2 separate regions of the Homo sapiens genome follow, and region 2 is linked to region 1. Evidence: chromatin loops called from intact Hi-C (ENCODE). Cell type or tissue: heart right ventricle. All regions are shown on one strand. Links, peaks and the distances in the headings refer to the core of each region. The heading gives the core; the rest is flanking DNA.

Evidence for each region. Hi-C counts contacts between places; a loop is a spot of excess contacts. Peaks named below come from ENCODE experiments on the same cell type or tissue, not always from the same donor. Only the 100,000 strongest peaks of a DNase experiment are listed, where the experiment ranks them.
Region 2: a loop joins it to region 1, with 2.2 times the contacts of the local background. A loop is called at or near these places in 1 of 110 quality-filtered maps.

What each region holds. Positions count from the first base shown.
Region 1 is chr2:27,720,037-27,726,188 of GRCh38, reverse strand. The region is part of intron 2 of LOC105374378 (a long non-coding RNA gene); the gene reads right to left. Among named protein-coding and RNA genes, the nearest start is that of LINC01460, 7.4 kb to the right of the region's middle. In heart right ventricle, for the core only: CTCF peaks have their summits at 2,520 and 2,721 (motif pointing left); a DNase peak (open chromatin) is centred at 2,682; H3K27ac peaks cover 3,697 bases.
Region 2 is chr2:28,102,874-28,106,873 of GRCh38, reverse strand. All of the region lies in intron 6 of BABAM2 (BRISC and BRCA1 A complex member 2), which reads right to left. Among named protein-coding and RNA genes, the nearest start is that of MIR4263, 110 kb to the right of the region's middle. In heart right ventricle, for the core only: no CTCF peak of the experiment used is centred there; no DNase peak of the experiment used is centred there; H3K27ac peaks cover 1,055 bases.

The DNA.
Region 1 (6,152 bases), core at 826-4,825:
ATACGTTATCACTGAAAAAGTTTAAACCTGACAGTCTCCTTCAATCTCAACACCTAATCTTAGCTTCACCAGAGATAACCAAGGTAATTTAGTGAATCTAGACCTTTTCTATGCATTTTCATATATTTAGAAATATGTTATAAACATATATAAATATATATTATTATTTCAAGGTTTTGTTTTGGTTTTGGTTTATGCTTGAGTGATACCATATTGTATCTATATACTGCAAATTACATTTTTCATTTACCAAGATGTCTTAGGGGTTTATGTCAGTACATACTTCATTCTTTTTAATAGTTTCCAGGTTTTCAGAGTATAAAATATATCATGGTTTAAAGATGGACACTTATGTTATTCCTAATTTTGCATTACAAATAATTCTTCACATAACACCCTGGCCTGTGTTTCCTTGTGCACATACATGAGAGTTACTGGTCTGGATTTTGAGACATGGCATCATGAGATCCATGGTAACCACATTTCAAATTATAATAGATACTGCCAAATTTCCCTCCAAAGGGACTGGGACAATTTATGTTCCCTCCAATAGTGTATCACAGCATTAGGGTCTCCATTTTCCATTCCTTCATCAGTACTGGAAAAGAACAAAGTGTAACATTTTTGAACTGTGACGACTGCACACTGGTATGCTGCTGTTTGCTGTCCTCTAGCCGGAGCTGGTGTGAAAGAGTGCTTTCCTCTCTGGCCATGGGGCTGTGAGGATGGGCACACAGAGCCTCACAGCCTTGAGAGCAGGTGGATAAATCAACATCCTGAGGGGAGGGGACGTCCCAAGGATGTCCACTCCTTGAAGCCATTTGTTTTATCCCTGTCTCCACAGTAGTTTATGTAAGCCAACACCTTCATCTTTGGGGCTCAAGCTAATTAGAATTTTGTTTCTGTTACTTTCAGCCACAAGACTGAACTCATGATTAAAATGTATAAATGACCATTGTTTCTCTCATCCCTGGCCCTGAGATCACAAAGTTTATGCTGATTATTCTCTCTTATTGTTCTATTTCTCCTCTCCTCCTCATTCCTTACTTTCCTCATGCCCACATTCCTCTCCCCAGGCACCATATTCAGGGGGTTCAGATCACCTGTGGGGTCCTTTTCAGAAAGGGCAGAGGAGAGCAGGAAACAAAGCCCCTGGGAACAGGAGACGGGAGGGGCATGGGCCTGATTCCCCTGTGGAATCTTTCCCGAGTGAACACAGGCACTCTTAGTTTCTGTGCCTAGGCCTTAGGCCAATGTCTCTGTTTTAACAGAAAAAAAAAAAAGAAAGAAAAAGGAAAAGAGTAAAAAAGCAAAAACTAAAAGACACAGTGGAAGAATCTGCCCTCCCTTTTTGTTTTGAATTATCATACCCCCCAGCACTGAGTGAAAACTCATTTTGTTAAAAATTGACATAGCAGTTGCAGCTTCTTAGACACAGACACAACATAAACACATAAACACAGGCTGTGAGTGTTCTTTTGATGGTAGTATGTGTTTATTGTTTTATTTTATTAATAAAAGAGTGAGAACAGGGTACTAAATTATACCCAATCCAAAATAAAAGGAGAGCAGCTCAATATTTACTCCCATAATGACACCAGGTCACCCATCTGTAGGACGCTGGGGCCTGGTTCAGAGCAAGATGCTGTCTCCAGTTGCCATGACCCGAGGTGCTAGAGAGTTCTGAGTGTAACCCTTCTCAGATATGAGCTCATCTCACCCTGGAATAATTCTGAGAAGTAGGAATGGCATAGGGACAACATCCCCATTTCAGAAAGGAGGGGCCCTGGGGAAAGAGGCTGTGTCCTTCAGGGCCAAACAGTGACACAGGAATGGGACAAAAGCCTCCCCTCCCAAGACTAAATGTCTGTGAGAAAACTGCTGGAGAAAGGCTAGCCAGGCAGGGAGCCTGGGTGCAGGAGGTGGAGGGAGGGCGGTGAGCCCCCAGCTTGGCTGCATGTCAGGAGAGCTGGGAGAAGGGTCATGTACCCTGACATTCACAGAGGGGGTGGCACAAGAGAAGCAACTGCAGCCTCTCATTATGACCCAGTAAATCTTCAGTAAAACCCTCTGCCCTGCCATGTTTGGTGGGGAAAAACCGTTTTCTGGAAGCTGCTAAGGGGGCTGAATTTTGCATTACATTGCCTGGGGTCAAAAGAATCAACTCACAAATGAGCTGACTCACAAGCGAGTTGTCTATGAGACACCTGTATGCACATATTTGCTTTATTCACTGCTGTATCCCTGATGTCTACAACAGTGTCTGGCACACAGTGGATGCTCAGAAAATATTTGTGGAATAAACACATAGAACTCTTTACATCTGCAGTCTCTGCCACACCCACCTCTGTGTCTCCCTTCTCCAAAGTCTGGCTTAACATTCACAGAGACTCTGGTGTGGCTGACCCACTCTGTGCCCAGCACTAAAGCCTTGGTTCCCTCCGGGGAACTGAGAGGTCCCTGAGCTTCTGGAGCCGCCTTCTCGGTTATTGCAGGTTTCCTCCCCACCCAGAGTATGTGCAGCGCCCTGACCTGCTGCCCCAGCAGGTTCTCATCAGGACTCCACAGCCCACTCCATGTGTGGGCCGGAGTAGAGAGAGGAAGCTCTCCCAGCGCCACAGTGGGAGCTGCCAGCCTTGTCTTTTGCCTGTGGCCAGGGCAGGACTGTGGACTTTTCATCCCAGTTCTTCAAGCAAAGCTTCAGGCTCGCCCCCTACTGTGAAAGTGGAGGAACTTCATCTGGAGCACAACTCCCGGGCTCCTTGGAGTTCAGCATCCTTGATCACTTTTCTCTGAGCTAGGGTTGAAGCCCCAACGTTCACATGGGTTAGGATATGTGACTACGAGCAAAGCTTCACCTCTCTCAGCCTCAGTTCACTCATCATAAAGGGGGTAGGAAACAGCTGAAAACGCCATCCCTGTTCACCTGACAACAATATGGTGAGGATTAAATAAGGGCAGATGGCCGGACGTGGTGGCTCACAACTGTAATCTCAGCACTTTGGGAGGCAGAGGCGGGCAGATCACTTGAGGTCAGGAGTTCAAGACCAGCCTGGTCAACAGGGTGAAACCCTGCCTCTACCAAAATACAAAAATTAGCCAGGCGTGGTGGCGGACACCTGTAATCCCAGCTACTTGGGAGGCTGAGGCAGGAGAATCACTTGAACCTGGGATGCAGAGGTTGAAGGGGGCTAAGATCATGCCACTGCACTCCAGTCTGGGCAACAGAGTGAGACTCCATCTCCAAAATAATAATAATAATAATAATAAAACAAAAATTAGCTGGGCACGGTGGCTCAGACCTGTAATCCCAGCACTTTGAGAGGCTGAGGTGGGTAGATCACTTGAGACCAGGAGTTCAAGACCAGCCTGGCCAACATGGTGAAGCCCTATCTCTACTAAAAATACAAAAATTAGCCGGGCATGGTGGTGCACACCTGTAATCCCAGCTATTTGGGAGGCTGAGGCAGGAGAATCATTTGAACCCAGGAAGTGGAGGTTGCAGTGAGCTGAGATCATGCCACTGCACTCCAGCCTGGGTGACAGAGTGAGACTCCTTCTCAAAACAACAGCAACAACAAGAAAAAACTACAAATGAGGGCAGACATGTGACAGTTTCTTGCCTTTGTCAGGCTCTGCAAAGCTGTGGGGCTACTGTTTCCTAACAGTAGGCCACTGAACAAACAACAAATATCCACACCTTCGTTGCCTAGACCCAAGGCAGAGCAGGTGCCTTTTCCTCCATACCCCTTAGCCCAGGCTGCCCTGGGTAAGCTCTTGCTGACTGAGGGCTGCAGGCTCCTGGGCTATCTAAAGGGCCTGGACATGACACCCTGGCAGATGCTGCTGGCTAGAGAAGGGGAGCCCTGGTCCCCTCCATTCTTGGGTCACATGATCAGAGGCAGCAGCTATTCACCTGTCCAGGTGGGGAGCCATTGGCATGTGGAAGGCCATAGAAACTCAGGTTAGACGTCTGCTGGGCTGAGACAGAAGCTGGAAGGCCATCAGGGACAGAGCTTGTCTCCCCACACAACCCTGAGCCCCACACAAGGACCCAGGGCAAGTGTGGGGTAAGAGGCTGTTTCTCACTGTGGTCTCAGACAAAGGAAAATCCCCAAGGCCCTGGTGTGCAGGAGTAGTGAGGCACCCCTTGTGGGTTGCCAAATTTAGCAAATAAAAATACAAGACAGACATGCCACTTAGATGTGAATTTCAGATAAGCATCAAGTACTTTTAAAATATAAATATGTCCCATGGAATATTTGAGATATACTTATACCAAACATTATTTGTAATTTATCTGAAATTCAAGTTTAACTGGACATCTCATATTTTATCTGGAAACCCTCCAGACCCTCCAGGGCCAAAAGGGCTCGGGGGACCCAGCCCCTTCCCACAGCCCACAGCCACACCCCACTGGAGGTTCTGGGCACTCTCGCAAGAGGACGCTTCCTGCTCCAGGTGGTGCCAGGTGGTGACCCCAGCAGCCCAGCATGGGTGGAAAGAGGAAAGGGAACGCGGCAGAGGGAAAAGCCAGCAGTCCCCTTAGATTTCACCCTTGAGTGTCTGTGAGGTGAGTCACCTGTCACCTTCACAGGGCCTTGTCCGCATCAAAGGAGGTCATGGTGGCGAAGTGCTTTCACATTACAAATGCCCTTCCCGCGGGGTGTTGTGGCAGGGCCTGCACTGGCCTTTGCTCGGCTCTTAAGGGTTGGCATCCCTGGTGACCCTCCCTTTTCCCTGAGTCATCTCACCCACTGCCTGGCTCCAGTCACATCTATAAGTGGATGGCAACCCACTTAGCACTCCGTCCTCCTTTACAGTAGAATAAATATACACCACTTCTTCAGGGGAAACAGCCTCAGACCCCTATTTTCATGTGCCTACTGGACACCCTCCCAGGAGTCTTTCTGTCCCTGTCCCACCCCCTCTACCACTGCCCACAGGCGGACTCTGCCAGCTCTTCTCTGAATAACAGAGGCAGCCCCCAGCTTGCCCTGCCCCAGTTCCCTGCCCACATCACACCCAGGGGTGGGTTTCTAAAATCCAGTCTGACCATGGCGTTCCACTGCATAAGACCCTTCCATGGCTTCCTCTTGGTCTTGGGATAAAGTCAAAAGACCTTATCTGTCTTCTGCTCTCATACAGACATATTTCTTGTCATGTCACCAACTGGCCAGTGCTGTCCCTATTCTCCAGCCCACTGTCCCACTAAATGCCCCCAGCCCACTGTTCCACTGTCCCTGCCCAGCCTGCCCTTCCCAACATTCCGTGTCCCCTCAATGCCCTTCACTTCCTTTCCTTTACTAGTGAAAGGATTAGTGGAGCTCCAACGTCCATCCCTGAAGAATGGGGATATTCGCCTTCCTACCAGGCTTCCTAGGGTCTGGGAGAGAATCAAATGAGAAAGGGGATGTAAAACTATTTTGTAAACTGAAAAAGGTTTGTAAGAGATGAAGAAGAATAAAATGACCAATGGTCTGGGAGAGCCTTGTAAACTTCCTTATCAGCTGACCTCAGAGGCCCACAAGAAGCACAGGGGACAACCATGTGAGGGGACTGGGGAAACTGTGGCATTTGAGCCGGGAAGCGTGATTGGGGGGTAATGCTTTGGGTTGGGATGGAGAGCGTCATTCATTACTGGAGCAGCCATAACCTACTTGTGAAGTCTGTGTCTGCACGAGAACCCCTAGGGAGACAGGGGTAGTGACAAGGGGGTGCAGGATGGTGGGGCTTCGGCCCCTTCCTTCCAGCTTAGCCAGGTGAGTCATCCGGAGGTACCGGCCCAAATCTCACCTCCTCCACTTGAGGCTGAGCAGAAATGGTCCAGAGGATGTGCCCAGAGGATGGAGACAGCAATACAGTGAATGAGTCATAGAGCTGAGTCAGAGCCCACTCAGCCCCTTTCAGGGCTCTGACGAAGGCTGTGCCAGCACAGCGGCGTTCTTCCAGCCTTGCCCCTTCCCTGCACACACAAACACACACATACACACACACACACACACACACACCTACAGACCAGTGACCTCACAACATGCTTCTGATTGCTAGCCTTACTTACTTCACAGGTTCAGTGAAATCCTACTGAGTCTCCCATGTAACAGGCTTTCTTTATGCTCACACTCACTCATTCATTCATTCATTCATTCACT
Region 2 (4,000 bases), core at 1-4,000, 380 kb before region 1:
TAATGACAGTAACTGACTATAATCCATTAAATGAACTAGAAATTAATGAGTCCATGCTAAATAAATTGAAAGCTTGATAAAAAATAGGATATTTGGGTGGTTTCAAAGGACCTTCCCAAAATACCAATGACAAAGGGGAAAAAAGTAACTTTACAGTGGAAACCCCAACAGACACTGCCTTTAAAGTGATCAGTGTGAACACATCAACAGTAATGAGTCAAACAGATATCCTCTGCCACTTGAGAGAAGGCATGAAAATATATAACATCACCTCTGTGATATTCCTGCCACAGATGCATAAATGGATCTAATCATGAGTGAACATCAGACAAATCCAAATTGAGAGAAATTATATAACATAACTGGCCTATAATCTTCAAAAATGTTGTAAATGTCAAGGACAAACTGAGGAACTATTACACACTAGTGAAACAACTAAAATCACACATGATTCTAAACTGAATTCTGAACCAGGCATGGTAGGTCATGCCAGGGGAGGCTGAGGTGGGAGGAGCGCTTGAGCTCAGGAGTTCAAGACCAGCCTGGGCTACAGCAACACCTCATCTCTTACAAAAAATAACAATGATGATAAATGATTTAAAACTAAACTGAATTCTTCTGCTACAAAGAAATCATTGGGACAATATAAGTGAAATTTGAATGGGATCTTAGAATTGGATGGTAGTAGTATGCCATGTTAATTTCCTGATTTTTTTTTTACCATATTGCAATTATTAATATGTAAGAGAATGCCTTTATTTCTAAGAAATACATACTAAAGTATTTGGAGGTGAAGGCCATCACACCAGCAACTTAGTCTCAAATGGTTTTTTAAAAGTGCTTTTATTGTTCTTACATTTCTATTATAAATTTGAGATCGTTTGAAATTTTCTTTTAAAGGAAAGAATTAAAAGAGGACCAAAAAAAAAAAAAGACAGGAGCTGGAATTTTAAATTAGAAACCCATTGCACATGCTTTCAAGTTTTATGGTACATATTTATACTAAGTTGCATGATAAATTATGTATAATTCCCCCAAATATAACTATTTTTCCCAAATTAAAGAATCTCACCATGCTTGGTCAAAGAAGTCTACCTGGAATAATCTCCACTGGATCCTGGAGTCAAGATTTGAGGCCCAAAGTAGTCAAACCTAAGTCAGCAATGCTTCTTACTGAAATTGCTTAATAAGGCTTATTTCTGTCTGGGTGCTATGCATCGTACCTTAACATACATCGCCAACAACGCTTGAAGATAAATACTGTTATTATTTCTATTTTGAAGATTTGAACTTTTCTCAAGGAGATTAAGCAAAATGTTCAGGATCTTCCTCTAGTAAACAGAGCACTAGAAAAAAAACTTAAGTTTTTCAACTCATGGCCTGTGCTTTTCCCACTGCAATCCAGTAGCTCCCTAGGTCCATGGCACCACGCTCTTCATTGTGGGAGAGACAAAGATGAATGAGGCAAGTTCTCAGAGAAGTATTTCTGCCTTCTCTTCTTCATACCACAGTCAGTATCTTCTGCCTCTTCCCTCTTACTAGGACTCTCTCACATACTAGTTTTCATCAGTGGGTAAGTCCAGGGACATTATTTAATCTACCTTTTTCCTCATTGAAGAGATGCTAAAGCAATACTTTTTTTTTTGACATCACAAACTGAATTTACTTTATTATTATTATGTTTTATTATACTTTAAGTTCTAGGGTACATGCGCACAATGTGCAGGTTTGTTACATATGTATACATGTGCCATGTTGGTGTGCTGCACCCATTAACTCGTCATTTACATTAGGTATATCCCCTAATGCTATCCCTCCCCCATCCCCCCACCCCACAACAGGCCCCGATGTGTGATGTTCCCCTTCCTGTGTCCAAGTGTTCTCATTGTTCAATTCCCACCTATGAGTGAGAACATGCAGTGTTTGGTTTTTTGTCCTTGTGATAGTTTGCTGAGAAGGACGGTTTCCAGCTTCATCCATGTCCCTACAAAGGACATGAACTCATCATTTTTTATGGCTGCACAGTATTCCATGGTGTATAAGTGCCAAATTTTCTTAATCCAGTCTATCATTGATGGACATTTGGGTTGGTTCCAAGTCTTTGCTATTGTGAATAGTGCCACAATAAACATACGTGTGCATGTGTCTTTATAGCAGCATGATTTATAATCCTTTGGGTATATACCCAGTAATGGGATGGCTGGGTCAAATGGTATTTCTAGTTCTAGATCCCTAAGGAATCGCCACACTGTCTTCCACAATGGTTGAACTAGTTTACAGTCCCACCAACAGTGTAAAAGTGTTCCTATTTCTCCACATCCTCTCCAGCACCTGTTGTTTCCTGACTTTTTAATGATCACCATTCTAACTGGCGTGAGATGGTATCTCATTGTGGTTTTGATTTACATTTCTCTGATGGCCAGTGATGGTGAGCATTTTTTCATGTGTTTTTTGGCTGCATAAATGTCTTCTTTTGAGAAGTGTCTGTTCATATCCTTCGCCCACTTTTTGATGGGGTTGTTTGTTTTTTTCTTGTAAATTTGAGTTCTTTGTAGATTCTGGATATTAGCCCTTTGTCAAAAGAGTAGATTGCAAAAATTTTCTCCCATTCTGTAGGTTGCCTGTTCACTCTGATGGTAGTTTCTTTTGCTGTGCAGAAGCTCTTCAGTTTAATTAGATCCCATTTGTCAATTTTGGCTTTTGTTGCCATTGCTTTTGGTGTTTTAGTCATGAAGTCCTTGCCCATGCCTATGTCCTGAATGGTATTGCCTAGGTTTTCTTCCAGGGTTTTTATGGTTTTAGGTCTAACATTTAAGTCTTTAATCCATCTTGAATTAATTAGCAATTCTAAAGATTTACAAATGTGCCTCAGAATATAAGGGTTAAAAAAATGAGTTTATTGAGTTTATGATAACCACTTAGCTAAAACTGGAAAGAAAAAATGACATAGGAGGAGTATAAAGATAAACAGTACGATCTGTGAATAATTTGATGTTGGATAAGAAAAGCCAAAGGCCAACCTAGGAACTATTAGGAGTTCTGGACAACTAAACTGCTGACTCCCAAATTTCTAATGTCTCACTTGGTAGAAGAGATCACCTAAGAAGCTCTCATAAAGAGCAGAAATGGGACTGTTGCTCTCTGGAGAAACAATGGGACCTTTTCATCTCTGTGAGGAGTACACTATTCTTCCCACTTCAGTGATGGTTGAAAAGAAACTGACTCCTCGATAAAAACAGAGTGGGGATAATAAGACACCACTTTATGCCAGGTGCAGTGGCTCACGCCTGTCATCCCAACACTTTGGGAGGCTGAGATGGGAGGATGGATTGAACCCTGGAGTTCGAGGCCAGCCTGGGCAACATGGCAAAACCCCATCTCCACAAAAAATACAAAAATTAGCCGAGCATGGTGGCATGTGTCTATAGTGTCAGCTACTAGGCTAAGATGGCAGGATCAATTGAACCCAGGAGATTGTGGCTCTAGTGATATGTGATCACACCACTGTACTCCAGCCTGAGCCAGGATCAAGAACCTGTCTAAAAAACAAAACAAAACAAAACAAAACAAAAATACTAAGTAAATAATGAATTCTCTCAACTCAGCTCACAATACAAAGTAGGACACGTTGAATATCACTTTCATAATTCTGCTTCATCCATCTGGAACACTGGCTATAAGGCCTTACTAGAACTTTGAGAAGCTTACTGAGTAAATTTTTTTTTTTTTTTACTCAATAAGTTCAAGTATTGAGTAAATTTTCCCAAAAAACAAATACTCTAAAATGAAAGATATCACATCAGGACCATATAATTACTTTCAGCATTTTATGAAAAGGATAAAGGAAACCCTCCTCATAAAACAAAACAAAAAACTATAGGCCGTTTATAGATTACTCAAACTGACATAATTCAGTTTGTAAAATCATTATTTTATTACATGATTCCTATATAAAATCATTATTTTAACATAGGAACTTATAAGAAAACTCAATGCAGTT